Linked DNA regions of Homo sapiens: region 1 is linked to region 2. Evidence: read pairs that join two places in POLR2A ChIA-PET (ENCODE). Cell type or tissue: PC-9. All regions are shown on one strand. Links, peaks and the distances in the headings refer to the core of each region. The heading gives the core; the rest is flanking DNA. Region 1 overlaps OGDH (oxoglutarate dehydrogenase). Region 2 overlaps LOC105375262 (a long non-coding RNA gene).

The links. ChIA-PET counts read pairs that join two places held together with the same protein. Peaks named below come from ENCODE experiments on the same cell type or tissue, not always from the same donor. Only the 100,000 strongest peaks of a DNase experiment are listed, where the experiment ranks them.
Region 1: POLR2A ChIA-PET joins it to region 2 with 6 read pairs; 2 of 35 experiments call an interaction of 5 or more read pairs at or near these places.

What each region holds. Positions count from the first base shown.
Region 1 is chr7:44,685,683-44,696,270 of GRCh38, reverse strand. OGDH (oxoglutarate dehydrogenase) reads right to left here. Exons shown (of 23, transcript NM_002541.4): 11 at 2,267-2,446; 12 at 1,695-1,847; 13 at 144-246. Among named protein-coding and RNA genes, the nearest start is that of ZMIZ2, 58 kb to the left of the region's middle. In PC-9, for the core only: no CTCF peak of the experiment used is centred there; a DNase peak (open chromatin) is centred at 2,130.
Region 2 is chr7:44,908,267-44,916,025 of GRCh38, reverse strand. LOC105375262 (a long non-coding RNA gene) reads right to left here. Exons shown (of 2, transcript XR_927228.2): 2 at 7,246-7,648. Among named protein-coding and RNA genes, the nearest start is that of PURB, 27 kb to the right of the region's middle. RefSeq lists enhancers at 3,423-3,922, 3,923-4,424. In PC-9, for the core only: no CTCF peak of the experiment used is centred there; a DNase peak (open chromatin) is centred at 3,025; H3K27ac peaks cover 1,264 bases.

The DNA of each region.
Region 1 (10,588 bases), core at 1-5,000, 220 kb after region 2:
CTGCAGGGGGCTTTGCTGAAATGGTGCATACAACTGTGCATTGTGGGTACAAAGTGGAAAGCATGAATTTTTTCTGGGAAGAGGATGCCTCGTTACATCAGATCCTCAAAGGAGCTTATTTGTGGCACTGTTTCTTCACTCACCAGGCCAGGGAGAGTCCAGCCAGTGCTTAATGTGCAAGATCTTCTCATCTTTAGATCTGGCAAAAGCTTCCTCACAGATCTTATCATACTTGGAAATTTCCTCCTGGAGGGTTGGGCACAACACAGCGTGACTGGCACAGGGCATGACTACTGCACACGCCCACCTGTACCCCCACACTTTCTGACAGCCACCACGCAAGCCCAACCATACCCCTGGCACAACTCCCGTGCATGCCCACCCATAGTCCCACACTTCGTGGATGCAAAACATCTCAGCCTCTGGGCCTGCTCCTTCTCAATAGGCATAACACCTTTCTAAGATTTTATTCTTTTCACTCCCAAAAGTTTCTTCCTCACATTTGCTGGGTAGAGATTCTGCTCGGAGTTTGAACCCCTAACCCTTCACCACTTTTTTTTTTTTTTTTTGAGACGGAGTCATGCTCTGTCACCAGGCTGGAGTGCAATGGCGCGATCTTGCCTCACTGCAACTTCCGCCTCCCGGGTTCAAGCGATTCTCCTGCCTCAGCCACCTGAGTAGCTGGGACTACAAGTGCGTGCCACCACGCCCAGCAAATTTTTGTATTTTTAGTAGACGGGGTTTCACCATGTTGGCCAGGATGGTCTCGATCTCTTGACCTCATGATCCACCTGCCTCAGTCTCCCAAAGTGCTGCAATTACAGGCATGAGCCACCACGCCCAGCCCACCACATTTTTTCTTAAGAACTGGTCCAGGCCAGGCGCAGTGGCTCATGCCTATAATCCCAGCACTTTGGGAGGCCAAGACAGGCAGATCACTTGAGGTCAGGAGTTCAAGACCAGCCTGGCCAACACGGGGAAACCCTGTTTCTACTAAAAATACAAAAATTAGCTAGGCGTGGTGGCTCGCACCTGTAATCCCAGGTACTTGGGACGCTGAGACATGAAAACTGCTTGAAGTAAGGAGGTGGAGGTTGCAGTGAGCTAAGATCATGCCACGGCACTCCAGCCTGGGTGACAGAGCTAGACTCCGTCTCAAAAAACAAAACAAAACAAAAAAAAAACTGGTTCACAAAGCTCTGTCTCCAGCATAGGCTACAGGCTATCAGGTTGTTCTGATCTGGGATCTGTCCTGTTCCCATGCTCAGATATAGCTCCTCACACCCACCCTCTCCCTCTCTAGGGCAGCTGCTTGGCCTTCCCACTCACAACCAACCAGCACTTACTATCCAGATTACAACAGGCCCCTTACCAAGCTGGATCCACCACCCACCTCTCAACCATGCACAATTTGTGAAATCTGAGAAAACCTACTGGGCTGCTACTACCTCAACCTGAAAACATCCCCTTCCCTTCCCCAAAACACTGTTTAAGGCCCACTTCCTTTATAAAGCATCTCAGTGGCCCAGATTCTCCAAAAAGTTATGCATTGAAATGCTGTAGTTGTAAATATTTCACATCCTCTCACGTGTATCCTCATAACTGGCAAAAGTGAGAACTGGCCCTGTGGCCCACCTTTTCTAGTCATCGCCAGCCCTGGAAAGGCGCACTGGGATAGAGCCGCAGGGACGTACCTCATACTCAGGCTGGTTGACCACACCCTGCGACACCAGCAGCTCAGCGTACTTCTGTAACACAGGCTTCTGCTTGCGGATCTGCTTGTACATGAGCGGCTGCGTGAACATGGGCTCATCCATCTCGTTGTGGCCGTTGCGCCGGTAACACACCTGCTCAGAGCAGTGAGAGGATGTCAGAGACAAGGGCTGGCCCCTTGGGAAGAAGTGCTGTTCAGGCACCTGCCCCATCTCTCCTAGGTGATGGCCACGTTCTTCATTCCTCATGCCTGCCCTGGAGTTTACCTTCTCTAGAATTAGGATTCTGTGTATCTCTCCTTCACACAGTAGAGCTGCTCTGTCAATGAGGAGTGGCCCTCCTCACCACCACAGCTCCTGCCTGGGAAGCATTCCTTGGTGCTTACAGGCCTGAACTATTTGGAGCTCAAAGGAACCAGCATGAGGCCTGGCAGTAGAGAGCCCTGAGGTGACTCATCTAGACAAGCTCCTCTCCTTGGGACACAGGGGTGCCGAGGGCAAGAGGGGTGGGTCAGATGCTCTGCCCAGGACGTGCTGTCCCCAGAGTCACTCACCAAATCGACAACCACGTCCTTGTGGAAGGTGCTCCTCCACTCGGCCGCCACTTTGCACACGTACATGACAGCCTCGGGGTCATCTGAGTTCACGTGGAAAATGGGGGCATTCACCACTCGGGCCACGTCAGTGGGGTAGGGGGAGGAGCGGGCCATCCGAGGGTCGGTGGTGAAGCCGATCTGCAAGGAACATGTAGCCTAGCAAGAGGGCACCTGGCACAGCCGGCACAGGGACCAGAGGGCGGGGCTGAGGCCGGGCATGGCATGCACTTGCCATCTGGCTACTCTGAGTACGTACCCCAAAATGGCTGTTTACACTTTTTCTTTTCCTTTGTTTTTTCCTATTCTGATAACAAAATCCATATATATTTAACATAGAGAATTTAAAAGACATAGTATGAAAAGTTAAATTAAGTTACCTATAATTCCACAGGCTATGGGGTAAATATTCTGATGTTTTCCTTTCCAGATTATTTTCTTTGTATGCATATATATGTAAATAAATACTTAAATTTGGGATCTTATTATTTCTATTATTTTGATTAATTCTTTTTATTTTTTGTAGAGATAGGGTCTCACCATGTTGCCCAGGCTGGCCTCAAACTCCTGGGCCTAAGTAATCCTCCTGTCTCGGCTTCCCGAAGTGTTATTATAGGAGTGAGGCACTGTGCCCAGCCTAAGAATTTTTTTTTTTTTTTGAGACGAAGTCTCACTCTGTTGCCCAAGCAGAGTGCAATGGCGTGATCTCAGCTCACTGCAACTTCCACCTCCCGGGTTCAAGCGATTATCCTGCCTTAGCCTCCCCAGTAGCTGGGAATACAGGCACGCACCACCATGCCTGGCTAATTTTTGTTATTTTTAGTAGAGACGGGGTTTCACTATGTTAGCCAGGCTGATTTTGAACTCCTGACCTTGTGATCCACCTGCCTCAGCCTCCCAAAGTGCTGGGATTACAGGAGTGAGCCACCACGCCCAGCAAGAATTTTTTTTTTTTTTTTAAAGAGAGAGTCATGGTCTGTCAACCAGACTGGAGTGCAGTGGTGCAATCGTAGCTCACCTCTCATGCCAGCCTTCTGTGTAGCTGGTGTTATAGGTGTGCACCACCAGGCCCAGCTAATTTTTAAATTTTTTTTGTAGAGATGGGGTCTTGCCATGTTGCCCGGGCTGGTCTTGAACTTTGGGGCTCAAGTGATCCTTCTGCCTCGGCCTCCCAAAATGCTGGGATTACAGGTGTGAGCCACAGTACCCAGCCAGAAAAGAAAATTTAAAGGCTTCATAACATTCCCTACCAGTTAGATGTACCAAAATTTAATGATATATTCATAATTTTATGGTTTGCATTTAAATTTTTATCTTATGATATATTTCAAACACAAAGCATGATAATACCACACTGCTCATCCTTAACGCCTTCACCTAACATGAACAAATCCCAACGGTTTCGCCATATTTGTTAGTGGACCAAAATGTTTCTGTCACAGAGGCTCAAGCCCGCAGGCCTCCTTACCCTTAAATCAGAGGAGGACACTGCCACAAGTTGCTATTTGTACTTCATATGTCCGTAAACAGTATATAGTATCTTCTGAGGCTTGTTGGTAACTTTGCAGTTTGCCTTTTAACATTTGCTTTTATGATACACCCAGGTTGAAACATGTAGCTATACTTCCTTTAGTCTCTACTTTCCAGTGAAACTTAACCAGACACAGTATACCCCACAGAGTATTTATCCATTCTCCTGTTGGTGGACATTTCTTTTGTTTCCAATTTGTGGTAAACACAATGTTGCTGTACACATCCTTATACAAATTTTCTCCCTCAAACGCTGAGTTTTTTTGCAATCTAATCCTAGAAAGGGAAAACTGAGCCACAGGCATGAGCATTTAAAATTTTTCTAAATGCTCTCCTGAGTAGCTGTTCTACTTACACTCCTACTAGCAGCATATTAATATCCTGCAATTTCCATTTACCATACTGTGACCATTTCCCCAGGATATCAAACTTTTTTTTTTTTTTTTTTTTTTTTAAGACAGAGTCTCATTGTGACTCCCAGGCTGGAGTGCAGTGGTGCACCTCTGCTTACTGCAAGCTCCACCTCCCGGGTTCACACCATTCTCCTGCCTCAGCCTCCTGCGTAGCTGGGACTACAGGTGCCTGCCACCATGCCTGGCTAATTTTTTGTATTTTTTTTTTTTAGTAGAGATGGGGTTTCATGGTGTTAGCCAGGATGGTCTCAATCTCCTGACCTTGTGATCCCCCGCCTCGGCCTCCCAAAGTGCTGGGATTACAGGCGTGAGCCACTGTGCCCGGCCATTCCCTAGGATATTAATCTTTTTTAGTGGTTGTTTAATATCCCTTCCTATGGCTTTGCCAAATTTTATGCAAAGACGCTTCTGCTGTTGGACATAGGTTTGTTTCCTAACTTTGTGGTAGCGCAAATATGGTTTTGACAAAAACCTTTTTTTTTTTTTTTTTTGAGAGAAGGTCTCACTCTGTTGCCCAGGCTGGAACGTAGTGGTGTGATCACGGCTCACTGCAGCCTTGACCTCCCGGGCTCAAGCAATCCTCCTGCCTCAGCCTCCTCAGTAGCTGGGACTACAGATGTGTACCACCACGCCTGGCTAATTTTTGTTTTGTTTTGTTTTGTGTAGAGACAGGGTCTCACTTTGTTGCCCAGGCTGGTCTTGAACTCCTGAGCTCAAGCAATCCTCTTGCCTTGGCCTCCCAAAGTATTGGGAACAGGTTTGAGCCATTGCATCTGGCAGACAAAGAGTCTTATGAAAAAATATTTACCATCAGATGGCTTCCTTAGGTGAAATTTCTGGAAGGGAATTTCTAAGTATGTTCTAAAAGAAATAAGAGACTCAGCTAAGAAGTTACTTCCTCTCCTTCTACAGATCTTCCTGATGCCACACTACCTCATGAGCAATGAGTCAAAGCAGTAAAGAGATAAAGAAAATATTAGCAAAATCTAACTCTATATTTATGTTTAATGGCTTTTACATAATCTCCCTTCTCACACTGACTAAAGAAATGATCAGAAATAGTCAGACACTGATGAGATTAAAAAAAAAATGGTGTATCAGAGCCTGACACATAAGAGAGCCCTGAACAATCTCAGCTGGTATTGAAGCCAGCATTGCCCATCTTGGGCTTCAGCATGTAAAGAAGGGCCTGCAGCAGGAAGTCAGTGATCATAACATGCCTTACTGCTAGAACCTCACAGAAAGAAACCCATTTTGCAAGGTTGAGGTCTCAGCTGCCCTCTCCAATGTTCACCACTGTTATGAGCTTCTGTGCCTTCATGCACATATGGATGGCAGCACACATGACGGAGGTGCACTCTACCAGCAGGATTATCTACTTGGGTGGATGTGCACACACGTGTGATGGAGATGCACTCTACCGGCAGGGTTATCTATACTAGTGGCTGTGCATACACACATATGACAGAGGTATACTCCAAATATACGCTGTACTTTTTTCCACTATGGGTGTATTAATAATACCTCTTAGTATATTATTTGAGGCAGCTATACTTACCACTATACCACCAATGTACTCTCTTAGTATACTTTTGGGAGTTAGTGTTTTAGTAGGAAAATCTCGCTAAGAGGAAAAGCTGGTCTGGGAGACAAAGGAACCTTTAGGGCCAAATGGTTTCTCCTCTCACCTCTAGCCCTTCTCACCCCTCCCATTTACTTCAACCCTGACAACTCGTTCACTAGCTGTGCCAATACTTCCAATGAGGAGGAATCCAAAACTTCTGGAGGAGCTGGTTCCCCTGTTGGAACAGGTCTCACTGTTAGGAGTTCTTCCTTTCATTCAACTAATATCTGCTTCTTGGGTAATTGTAGCCACCCACTGGAGCTAACTCTGTCCATTAGATGCTTTGCTACTCAATCATTTATATTTGAAAATAGTATCCAAGTGCAAAAGAATGAAGCGGGACTCCTTTGCACCATGCACAAAAATTAACTCAAAACAGATCATAGATGTAAGGGCTAAAACTATAAGACTCAGAAGAAAGCATAGGAGGTAAAACTTTGTGACCTCGGATTAGGCAAAGCCTTCTTGGATATGACACCAAAAATCACAAGCAACAAAAGAAAAAACAGATAAATTATGCTTGATAAAAAATAAAACTTTTGTGCTTCCAAGGACACCAAAATTGTCCCATATTTGCAAATCATCGGATACATGGCTCATATCCAGAATATATAAAGAACTCTTACAACTCAACAATAAAAAGACAATCCAGTCAAAAAATAGGCAGAGGATCTGAATAGAAATTTCCCCAAAGATATACAAATAGCCAATAAGCAAATGAAAAGACACACACATCATTAGTCATTAGGGAAATGCAAATTAAAACCAAAATGAGATATCACCTCACACCTTCTAGGATGGCTAGAATAAAACAGACAATAACAAGAGTTGGTGAGGACATGAAAAAACTGGAATCCTAGCTGGGGGTGCGGTGGCTCATGTGTGTAATCCCAACATTCTGGGAGGCTGAGGCAGGTGGATAACTTGAGGTCAAGAGTTCAAGACCAGCCTGGGCAACATGGCAAAACCCTGTTGCTACCAAAAAAAAAAAAAAAAAAAAAAAAAAGAAAAAAAAATTAGCTGGGAGTGGTGGTGCGTGCCTGTAATCCCAGCTACTTGGGAAACTGAGGCAGAAGAATCGCTAGAACCTGGGAGGCAGAAGTTGCAGTGAGCTAAGACTGTACCACTGCACTCCAGCGTGGGTGACGGGGTAAGACCCTGTCTCAAAAAAAAAAAAAAAAAAAAAAAAAGGAACCCTGATATATTTCCAGTGGGAATGTAAAAATGGCACAGCCACTTTGAAACAGTCTGAGATTTCCACAAAAAGTTGAACACAGAGATACCACATGATCTAGCAATTCTACTCCTACGTATATACCCGAAAAGGAATTCAAACATATGTAGACACAGGCTGGGCACAGTGGCTCATGCCTGTAATAAGAGCACCTTGGGAGGCTGAGGCAGGTAGATCACCTGAGGCCAGGAGTTCGAGACCAGCCTGGCCAACAAGGCGAAACCCCATCTCTACTAAAAATACAAAAATTAGCCGGGCATGGTGGTGCACACCTACAGTCCCAGCTACTCGGGAGGTTCAGGCACTAGAATCGTTTGAACCCGGGAAGTGGAGGTTGCAGTGAGCTGAGATTATGCCACTTGCACTCCAGCCTGGGCCACAGAGAGGAGAGTAGGTGGCACAAAAAACAAACAACAACAAAAAATGTATATATAAGGCCTGGCGCTGTGGCTCACGCTTGTAATCCCAGCACTCTAGGAGGCCGAGGCTGGCGGATCATGAGGTCAGGAGATCGAGACCATCCTGGTTAACAGGGTGAAACCCCATCTCTACTAAAAATACAAAAAATTAGCTGGGCATGGTGGTGGGTGCCTGTAGTCCCAGCTACTTGGGAGGCTGAGGCAGGAGAATGGCGTGAACCTGGGAGGCAGAGCTTGCAATGAGCCGAGATCACACCACTGCACTCCAGCTTGGGCGACAGAGCGAGACTCCGTCTCAAAAAAAAAAAAAAAAAGTATATATAAACACTTGTACATAAATGTTCACAGCAGCATTATTTTATTTCTTTATTTTTTGAGACAGAGTCTTGCTCTGTCACCCAGGCTGTGGTGCAATGGCGTGATCTCGGCTCACCGCAATCTCCGCCTCCCAGGTTCAAGCGATTCTCCTGCTGCAGCTTCGAGAGTAGCTGGGATTACAGGCACGAGCCACCACGCCTGGCTAATTTTTGTATTTTTAGTAGAGACGGGGTTTCATCATGTTGGCCAGGCTGGTCTTGAACTCCTGACCTCAGATGATCCACCTGCCTCGGCCTCCCAAAGTGCTGGGATTACAGGTGTGAGCCACCATGCCCAGCCCACAGCAGCATTATTTATAATAGCCCAAAAGTAGAAACAATCTAAACGTTCGCCAACTGATATAGGGCACATATTGTATGATTCAATTAATATGAACTTTACAGAATAAATACATCTATAGAGACAGAAAGTAGATTAGTGGTTGCTTAGGGCTTGGGAGGATGGAGGGGTAGGAGTAAGATAACTAAGGGATGCAAGGTTTTTCCTTGAGGTGATGAACACTCTGAAATCAACTGTGATAGTTGCACGTATTTATAAATATACTAAAAACCACTTAATTGCAGACTTGTGAAAGGGGTAAATTACATGATAAGTGAACTACATTTAATAAAGCTATTAAAAAATACAATTTAAAAAAGTTGAGCAGGCGGGTGTGGTGACTCACGCCTGTAATCCCAAGCACTTTGGGAGGCTGAGGAGGGTGGATCACTTGAACTCAGGAGTTCAAGACCAGTCAACATGGTCAACACAGTGAAACCCTGTCTCTACAAAAAAAACCATAAAAATTAGCCAGGTGTGGTGGTGCATGGCCATAGTCCCAGCTACTGAGGAGGCTGAAGTGGGAGGATTGCTTGAGCCTCGGAGGTGGAGGCTGCAGTGAGTCTAGATTGTGCCCCTGCACCCCAGCCTGGGCAACAGAGTTAAGAACCTGTCTAAAAATTTAAAAAACAAAAAAAATTTCTTTTTTTTTGGCTGGCCATGGTGGCTCATGCCTGTAATCCCAGCACTTTGGGAGGCCAAGGCAGGCGGATCACTTGAGCTCAGGAGTTCAAGACCAATCTGGCCAACATGGTGAAACTCTGTCTGTACTAAAAATACAAAAATCAGCCAGGGGTGGTGGCAAGCGCCTGTAGTCCCGGCTACTCAGGAGACTGAAGCAGGAGAATCGCTTGAACCTCGGAGGTGGAGGTTGCAGTGAGCCAAGATCACTCCACTGCACTCTAGCCTGGGTGACAGAGCCAGACTCCATCTCAGAAAAAAAAAAAAAAAAAAAAAATTAAAAAAAATTTTTTTAAAAACATGAGCATATCCCAAACAGAAATCCCAAAGAAATTCATGCCAAGATACATCAAACTTCTGAAAACTAGACAAAGAAAAATATGGCCGGGTGTGGTGGCTCATGCCTGTAATCCCAGCACTTTGGGAGGCTGAGGCGGGTGGATCACCTGAGGTCAGGAGTTTGAGACTAGCCTGACCAACATAGTGAAATCTGTCTTTACTGAAAATACAAAAATTAGCTGGGTGTGGTGGCAGGCGCCTGTAGTCACAGCTACTCAGGAGGCTGAAGCAGGAGAATCCTTGAACCCAGGAGGTGGAGGCTACAGTGAGCCGAGATCATGCCATTGCACTCCGGCCTGGGCGACAGAGCAAGACTCCGTCTCAAAAAAAAAAAAAAAAAGAAAAAAAGAAAATAAAAACCTTCCCACAAAGAAAACTGTAAGCCCAGAAGTCTTTCAGTGGTGGATTCTACCAATCATTTAGGAAGGGAATAATATTAATTATACAGAAACTCATTCAGAATATAGAAGAGGAACCTCCTCTTAACATTTCACGAGGCCAGCATTACCCTGATAGCAAAACCAGATAAAGGCATTACAACAAAAGATCAATACCCCTCATGAACATAAGACAAAAATTCCACATTTGAAAATTAATGTACTTCATCATTAGCAAACTATATGGTCATCTCAATGGATGCAGAAGAGCACTGACAAAAATAAGCATCCATTCATTATATATACTGTCCACAGATTAGAGACAGAAGGGAACTCCCCTAGCCATGGTAAGGGACATCTACAAAAAAGCTACAGCTGACATCATACTTAATGATCAAATACTAAACACTTTCTTCCAAAAATTGGAAACAAGAAAAGGATGTCCGTTTTTATCCACTTTGACACTGTGCTGAGGTCCTAGCCAGTGCAATAAGAAAAAAGAAAATACAAAGCATAGATACATGTGGATTGGAAAGGAAGGAAAATAACTTTCTCTATTTGAAGTCACATGACTGTCCATCCAGAAAGAATCCTCAAAAAAAAAAAGAAAGAAAGAAAATTAGAACTAATAAGCAGTTACTCAAAAAGTTAAAAATAGAACTATCATATGATGTAGCAATTCCACTCCACTTCTGGATATATACTCCAAAGAACGGAAAGCAGGATTTCAGTCAGGCACAGTGGCTCATGCCTGTAATCCCAGCACTTTGAGAGGCCTCAGAGGAGGGACTGCTTGAGCCCAGGAGTTCAAGAGCAGCCTGGGCAACATAGAGAGACCCTAACTCTACAAGAAAATTGAAAAAAAAAATAGCTGGGCATGGTGGTGCACACCTGTAATTCCAGCTATTTTGGAAGCTGAGGTGGGGGGACTGCATGAGCCCAGGAGTTGGAGGCTGCAGTGAGCTATGAT
Region 2 (7,759 bases), core at 626-5,625:
GCTCAGAGATGTGTAGGGATGGGGCTCCGGTTCTTTCTGTCCAATTTCGTACCGCCCAACACTTAGGTCCTGAGACCCTGGGGGCCCCTGAGATCTCCCGTCAGGAGGGACTGTTCTTATTCAGATATTGCTTAGCCACTACATGAGTGAATTACATTTTTCCAATGAAGTCTCTAAGACTATATGTATTAACTATTGCCAAAGTAAAAGAAGCACTAAAATTCCTAATATGAATATAGGTAATTAGCAAATTTTTTTTTTTTTTTGAGACGGAGTCTCAGGTGCCTGCAACCACACCTGGCTAATTTTTTGTGTTTTTAGTAGAGACATGGTTTCACCGTGTTAGCCAGGATGGTCTCTATCTCCTGACCTTGTGAACCACCCACCTCAGCCTCCCAAAGTGCTAGGATTACAGGTGTGAGCCACCGCGCCTGGCCAGCAAATAATTTTTATAATTTTTCAAAAGATCTATTATATTAATCATTGAGGTGTTTATATTGTTTGATATCTAAAAAGTCAAGCCAGTCTTATAGATTTACCCAAATCCATTTACTGGTACAGATTCCCATTTGGAACAGTATGTGGTTGTGACAGCCACAGGCAGCGCTGAGCCTGTGGGGGCAGAATTGGGGGACTGGAGAAGATGCAGACTTCACCATCACACAAGGCTGCTTTTCTATGATTCCAGGAAAAAGAAAGACTACTTGTCTAAACCACATAACTGTCCATAAAAGCCTGAGCTCTCTGTTAGTTCTCCCAAACCAAATCACTATGGCAACACAAGCTACGCACACTTATGCATGCTTACGCACACATACGAGCACACTTCCTGGGACAGCCCCAAATGGGCGCTCGCGTGTCTGGGCTGAAATGTGGGCCAGAACCCACTTCAATAGCACAGAGATCACCAGAAGCAGCATTTCTAAGCAGAAATGTTTTCACTCAGCCTTAAACCGATAAGCTTTCAAAATGTGGAGTATTAATTCACTCTACTATTTTTATTTTATTTTGTTTTATTTTATTTTATTTTATTTTATTTTACTTTTGAAACAGAGTCTCACTGTCACCCAGGCTGGAAGCACAGTGGCAAAATCTTGGCTCACTATAACCTCCACTTCCCGGGTTCAAGCAATTCTCCTGTCTCAGCCTCCCCAGTAGCTGGGACTTCGGGCACATGCCACCAGGCCCAGCTAGTTTTTATATTTTTAGTAGAGACAGGGTTTCACCATATTGGTCAGGCTGGTCTCGAACTCCTGACCTCAGGTGATCCACCCACCTCAGCCTCCCAAAGTGCTGGGATTACAGGTGTGAGCCACCATGCCCAGCCCACTCTACTATTTTTATCAAATAATTAGAAATGGTACCTGGGAAGATGAGTGGGCAAAATATGGGATGTTCAGATACCATGGTTTGAAGACATTACAATTAGAGATGTAAACCTGACATGAAAGTAAAAGGAAATTAGAATTATGTTTTATTTTCTGTCCTTTTAAAATATAGAAATCATGCATGCTCACTGGAAGAAACCGAAGGCATGGAAAGAAAGAGGCCCTTTTGTGGCCTCCAGTCTGGGGCAGCCTAGTGTGTGGCTAAGGAATATGTGGAAATGGAGGCGACTCTGCCCCTTTGCAGCAGGCCATCAAAAGCCAGCCGGCAAGTGAGTGAGATGTCAGATGGCTCCAGCCTCAGTCTTGAGCCATCCCCTCTGAGCCTTGCCAAACTGCAGATTTGTGAGCAAAATCAATGTGATGTTGCTTTTAGCCACCAAGTTTTCAGGCAGATCAGGGGTCCTGGAGTAGGTGTCATTGAAACTGGGCTCTGAAGGCACCCAAAGAGGGAGGGAGGGAAAGGGTTTGAGGAGACCATGGGTGAAGGCCTGGGGCAGGTGCACAACCAGGGGTGGGAAGAGGCAACTCCAGGTGAGAAGGCAGAGCTAGGGCAGGAGTGTGTGGAGGCTGGAGGGCCAGGAGAAGAGGCCAAACCATCTCCCTCAGGGCTCCAGGCCAAACCATCTCCCTCAGGGCTTGGGAGCCATGCCAGAGGGCCTGGCATAGTTGAAATGCTCATCTAAAGGCCAGGTGCAGTGGCTCATGCCTGTAATCCCAGCACTTTGGGAGGCTGAGGAGGATGGATCACCTGAGGTCAGGAGTTCGAGAGCAGCCTGGCCAACATGGCGAAACCCCGTCTCTACTAAAAGTAAAAATAAAAATTAGCTGGGTGCGGTGGCACACTCTGTAATCCCAGCTACTCGGGAGACTGAGGCAGGAGAATCGCTTGAACTCAGGAGGCAGAGGTTGCAGTGAGCCAAGATCGCACCACTGCACTCCAGCCTGGGTGACAAGAGAGAAACTCCGTCTCAAAAGAAAACAAAAAAGAAAAGAAAAGCAAAGCTCATCTATACAGTCACTGTTTGGACCTCAGAGTGCACTTGGCCAGAGAAGCAATATTTTGAATACAAACTGAGTTACCACGCTACCTACAGCTCAGTTAGATGGCTGGACACAGCGACTACGGGATTCCATCAGTCACCCTACTCTCACAGCCTGTCTACCTCCGTCCTATACAGGTTTTACTGACCCAGAATCCAACAAAGAGTAGGTGCTCAATAACTGTGGATGATTTTTGAGTGGTTCTAAATCTGAGCACTCCCATACTGTCTGAACAAATGACAGCTTGTGTCTGTGTCCCAAAGTGTGCCATCAGGAGCAGGCTCTCTAATGGACCATGCGTGTGAAGCAGCCTGTGTGTGAAGCAGGTTTGTAAAGAGAGCCACGTGGTGAGCTTGGTGGTGGCCAGAAGTCAGTGACCAGCCAGGAGGAAAGGAGCTTCAGGTAGACAGCTGATCTGAAGGCGGGGGCTGGGCCTGGGGGTTGGGGGTGGGAGGGCAGGTAGGAAAGAGGCCTGGACAGATCCAGGACCTGCCTCACCTCGGCCTGGCCATTCTGCCCTTAGAAACATTCCTATCTCAGGGCCCATTTCCTGCTTTCCTTCCTGAAAGCCTATGCAGGTCCTCCTCATGCCAGGGCCTATGTCCCCCGAGGCTGAAGGGAGGGCAGCAGGGTGCCTGGTGCTTCCTGGTGCCTCTATTTGCTGAATCTGGCCAAGCCACATGGAAGAACACACAGCTGGTGAGGAGCAGAGACTGCAGCTTCTGGAAATGGGATGGGAGTCGGCCCTTTCCTAATATCCCACACTGTCCAGAGCTGAGAAAGTAGATGCAAGGGTCGGGAAGATGGCAGAGAAAGCTGACCTTAAGCACAGAACCCCGCCTTGTAGTTCTGTACTTCATCAGCACCAGGAATGTGATGAGCCCCTGGGCTCTCAATTTTGTTTTGCAATTGAGATTTTTTTTTTAATTAAAAGAAATGATGTTCTTATGCCTCCTTTTAAACAGTTTCTCAGATATGGCTCAGCCCACAATGCACTTGGAGAGGTGTTGACCCGTCCTGAGCAGAGTTGAAACTGCCCTCCCTGGGGTGGGCAGTGAGCCTGAGAGCCCCAGCTGTTAGAAACCCTGGCTCTTCTCTCTCACTCTGCCCCCAGGGACAAATCATGCCATCTCTCTGGGTGTCAGTCTCTCCCTATAGTTCTGGAGAGCTGAGTTGGCATACCTCTGAGACCAGCAAAGTCATCATAAAAAGTTCCCATTATTGGGAATGAAGCAATTTCCCAGGTCCGTGGGAAGACTATGGAATTGGGTCACAAGTCACAGATGGAAAGGCATGGGCCACAGTGGGGGACTGGGTCCCTTCTTGGCAAGAACCCACCGGGACACAGTCCCTGCCTGTCATTCTGCCTTGCTGGCTGCAGGCCCAGGACCACCGGCCAGAAGCCATGAGAGATCAGGGCAGGACACGGGCAGCTTCAACGGTCACCCCAGACTGAGACACCACACGGGCCCGGGCCTCAGCCCCACTCTGCCCTGCTGCAGAGGCCATCTGCCTCCTGGCCTTGTGACTTCCTGCTGGGACTGAGCCCAGCACTAGCCCTGGCTGTATGGGCTGCAGCCTGGATCCCCATTCACCCTGACTGCTGACCCCTGACCCCTGAACCTCCTTGGGTTCCTGCCAACGTCTTTCTTCCAAGGCCAGGCCTGAAGTTTGGCAATCAAGACGCATGGATTTCTAGGATCTAGAAGTTTGGTCAGCCAAATCATTACCATCTAAATGACCCCCCAGGGTCCCCGTAATACATTTTAAACTTTTTAATTGAAGTATAACAGATATATATCCTAAGTATTCAGTCGGTGACTTATGCAAAGTGAGCACTAGGTCCTTTCATGTGCTGTAGGCCATTTGTATGTCTTCTCCAGAGAAATGCTTTGTCAGGTCCTTTGCCATTTTTGAATTGGGTTATGTGGGTTTTTTATTGTTGAGTTTTTGTTCTTTTTTTTTTTTTTTTTTTTTGAGACAGAGTCTTGCTCTGTCACCCAGACTGGAGTGCAGTGGCACCATCTCTGCTCACCGCAAGCTCCACCTCCTGGGTTCATGCCATTCTCCTGCCTCAGCCTCCCGAGTAGCTGGGACTACAGGTGCCCGCCACCATGCCCAGCTAATTTTTTGTATTTTTAGTAGAGACGGGGTTTCATCGTGTTAGCCAGGATGGTCTCAATCTCCTGACCTCGTGATCTGCCCGCCTCAGCCTCCCAAAGTGCTGGGATTACAGGCGTGAGCCAGCGCGCCCGCCGCTTTTTTTCTTTTTTTTTAGTGACAGTATCTTGCTCTGTCACCTAGGCTGGAGTGCAGTGGCGCAATTATAGCTCACTGTAGCCTCCAACTTCTGAGCTCAAGCAATCCTCCTATCTCAGCCTCTCAAGTAGCTATAACTACAGGCGTGTGCCACCATGCCTGGCTAATTTCTTTCTTTCTTTTCTTTCTTTCTTTCTTTCTTTCTTTCTTTCTTTCTTTCTTTCTTTCTTTCTTTCTTTCTTTCTCTCTCTCTCTCTCTCTCTCTCTCTTTCTTTCTTTCTTTCTTTCTTTCTTTCTTTCTTTCTTTCTTTCTTTCTGAGACGGAGTTTCACTCTTGTTGCCCAGGCTGGAGTGCAATGGTGCAATCTTGGTTCACCACAACCTCTGCCTCCCAGGTTCAAGCGATTCTCCTGCCTCAGCCTCCCAAGTAGCTGGGGTTACAGGCGCCCACCACCATGCCTGGCTAATTTTTTATATTTTTAGTAGAGATGGGATTTCACTGTGTTGGCCAGGCTGGTCTCGAACGCCTGACCTCATGATCTACCTGCCTCGGCCTCCCAAAGTGCTGGGATTACAGGCGTGAGCCACCATACCCACCCACCTAATTTCTACTTTTTATTTTTATTTATTCATTTATTTATTTTTGAGACAAAGTCTCACTGTGTCACCCAGGCTGGAGTGCTCACTGCAACCTCCACCTCCCGGGTTCAAGTGATTCTCGGGCCTAGCCTCCCAAGACCAGGAGGTGTGCACCACCATGCCTGGCTAATGTTTGTATTTTTAGTAGAAACGAGGTTTCCCCATGTTGACCAGGCTGGTCTGAAACTCATCTGCCCACTTGTCCTCCCAAAGTGCTGAGATTACAGGTGGAAGCCACCGTGCCTGGCCTTATTTTTATTTTTATCTTTTGTAGAAACAGGGTTTCACTATGTTGCTCAGCCTGGTCTTGAACTCCTGGCCTCAGGTGATCCATGGTGGCACAAGCCACTATGCCCAACCTCAGCTTTAATTCTTTATATGATAGCCTGCATATTAATCCCATATCAGATGTATGCTTTGCAATTATTTTGTCCCATTCTGTGGTCTTCCTTTTTTCTTGTGTTGCCCAGTCTGGACTCATCCTCCTGAACTGCTCTGCGGGCCCCACCCACAATGACAGAGCCTGAGGCCAGGCCTTTCTGAGCCTCCTTCTCTTGAGCTGCTGTCAACCTGGTTTCTCCAATCTTGTCTTTCATACAGGATTTCTTTATTAGTAGTATTTGCACAGTAGTTAAATTGGGAAACATAGGAATTTTAAGGAAAAGGAAAAAGGCACCCACAATTCTACCATGCCTACGAATAAAATCATTTTCTGTGCTGCCTTTGAATCTTTGTCTATGTTCATAGATTAATTTTAATAAACATTGTGGGGGTGCAGCTGAACCACTGAAGTTCTCTGCCTCGCACAGAGATCTTTGCCAGGGTCTCTTGTGGATTTGTTTTGTTTTGCTTTGTTTTTTGAGGCAAGGTCTCACTTTGTCACCCAGGCTGAAGTGCAGTGACGCAATCACAGCTCACTGCAGCCTCAAATGTCTAGGCTCAAGTGATCTCCCTACCTCAGCCTCATGAGTAGCTGAGACCATAAGCACGCACCACATACTCAGCCTCTTCTTCTTCTTTTTTTTTTAAATTTTCGTAGAATCGGGGTTTCTCCACCATGGCCAGGCTGATATTAAACTACTGAGCTCAAGCGATCCTCCTGCCTCAGCCTCCCAAAGTGCTGGGATTACAGGTGTGAGCCATCTCACATCTCACCCAGCCTCCTGTGTTTTTTTCAAATCTTGATTCATTTTCTCTCTTATTAGCCGTTCCGGCTGGCTTTAGTTTGTCTGCACATTTTATTTATTTATTTACTTATTTTTATGCTGAGGTTTTTGGGAGTTTTCAGGGGGACAGGGTTTCACTCTGTTGTCCAAGCTGAAGTGGCAATGTTGTAGTGTTGCCATCATTGCTTACTGTAACATCAAACTCCTGGGCTCTAGCAAACCTCCCGCTTCAGCCTCCCAAGTAGTTGAGACTATAGGTGCACACTACCACTCCTGGACAATTTTTTATTTTTTGTAGAGATATGGTCTCACCATATTGTCCAGGCTGGTCTTGAACTCCTAGCCTCAAGCAATCCTCCTGCCTTGGCCTCTCAACGCGTTTGTATAACAAGTGCAAGCCAGCCGGGTGCGGTGGCTCATACCTGTAATCCCAACACTTTGGAAGGCTGAGGCAAGTGGATCACCTGAGGTCATGAGTTCGAGACCAGCTGGACCAACATGGAGAAACCCCGTATCTACTAAAAATACAAAAATTAGCCGGGCGTGGTGACACATGCCTATAATCCCAGCTACTTGGTTGGGAGGCTGAGGCAGGAGAATTGCTTGAACCCGGGAGGCGGAGGTTGCAGTGAACAGAGATGTCGCCACTGCACTCTAGTGCAGTGGACAAGAGGGAAAGTGGGTGACAAGAGGGAAACTCTCTCTCAAAAAAAAAAAAAAAAAAAAAAAAAAAAAGGAAGAAGCCACTGTGCTCAGCACACATACTGAGTATTTTATTGTATGCTACTGCCTGTATATGTAAAACAATTACCCTTGTGAAATTGAAATTCATGAAAATTCAGAGAGGTAGATGGTAAGGACTGACAAAAGTAGAAGTTATGTATTATGGCACATGTGTTACAGGGATACGCTTTTATATAGTAGGCTTGAAATTTAGCTCTCTTTTGAATATTCAATGGTTCATGAGAAGCGGTTTGGGAACACACTTTCTGGGGTCTGAGGTATTTGTACCTGAAGAAACTCCAGGAAGCAGAGGGTCACGTTGAGCATTCTGCAGACAATTGTTTTAAGACTGCAGCTGCCTGGGAAGCTTTTACACAGTGGAGACCATCCTCTAGCCAGAGCATTTCAGCCACTTTCTTCATAGATACGATGCTGGAGGAACCAGACAGGGAGCAAACAAGAGCTGGGTCAATCTGTGGATCTGCACACTTTATAATCGTGTTTTATTCAAGTCTTAACTAGAGATGCTAAGTGGGACTTAGT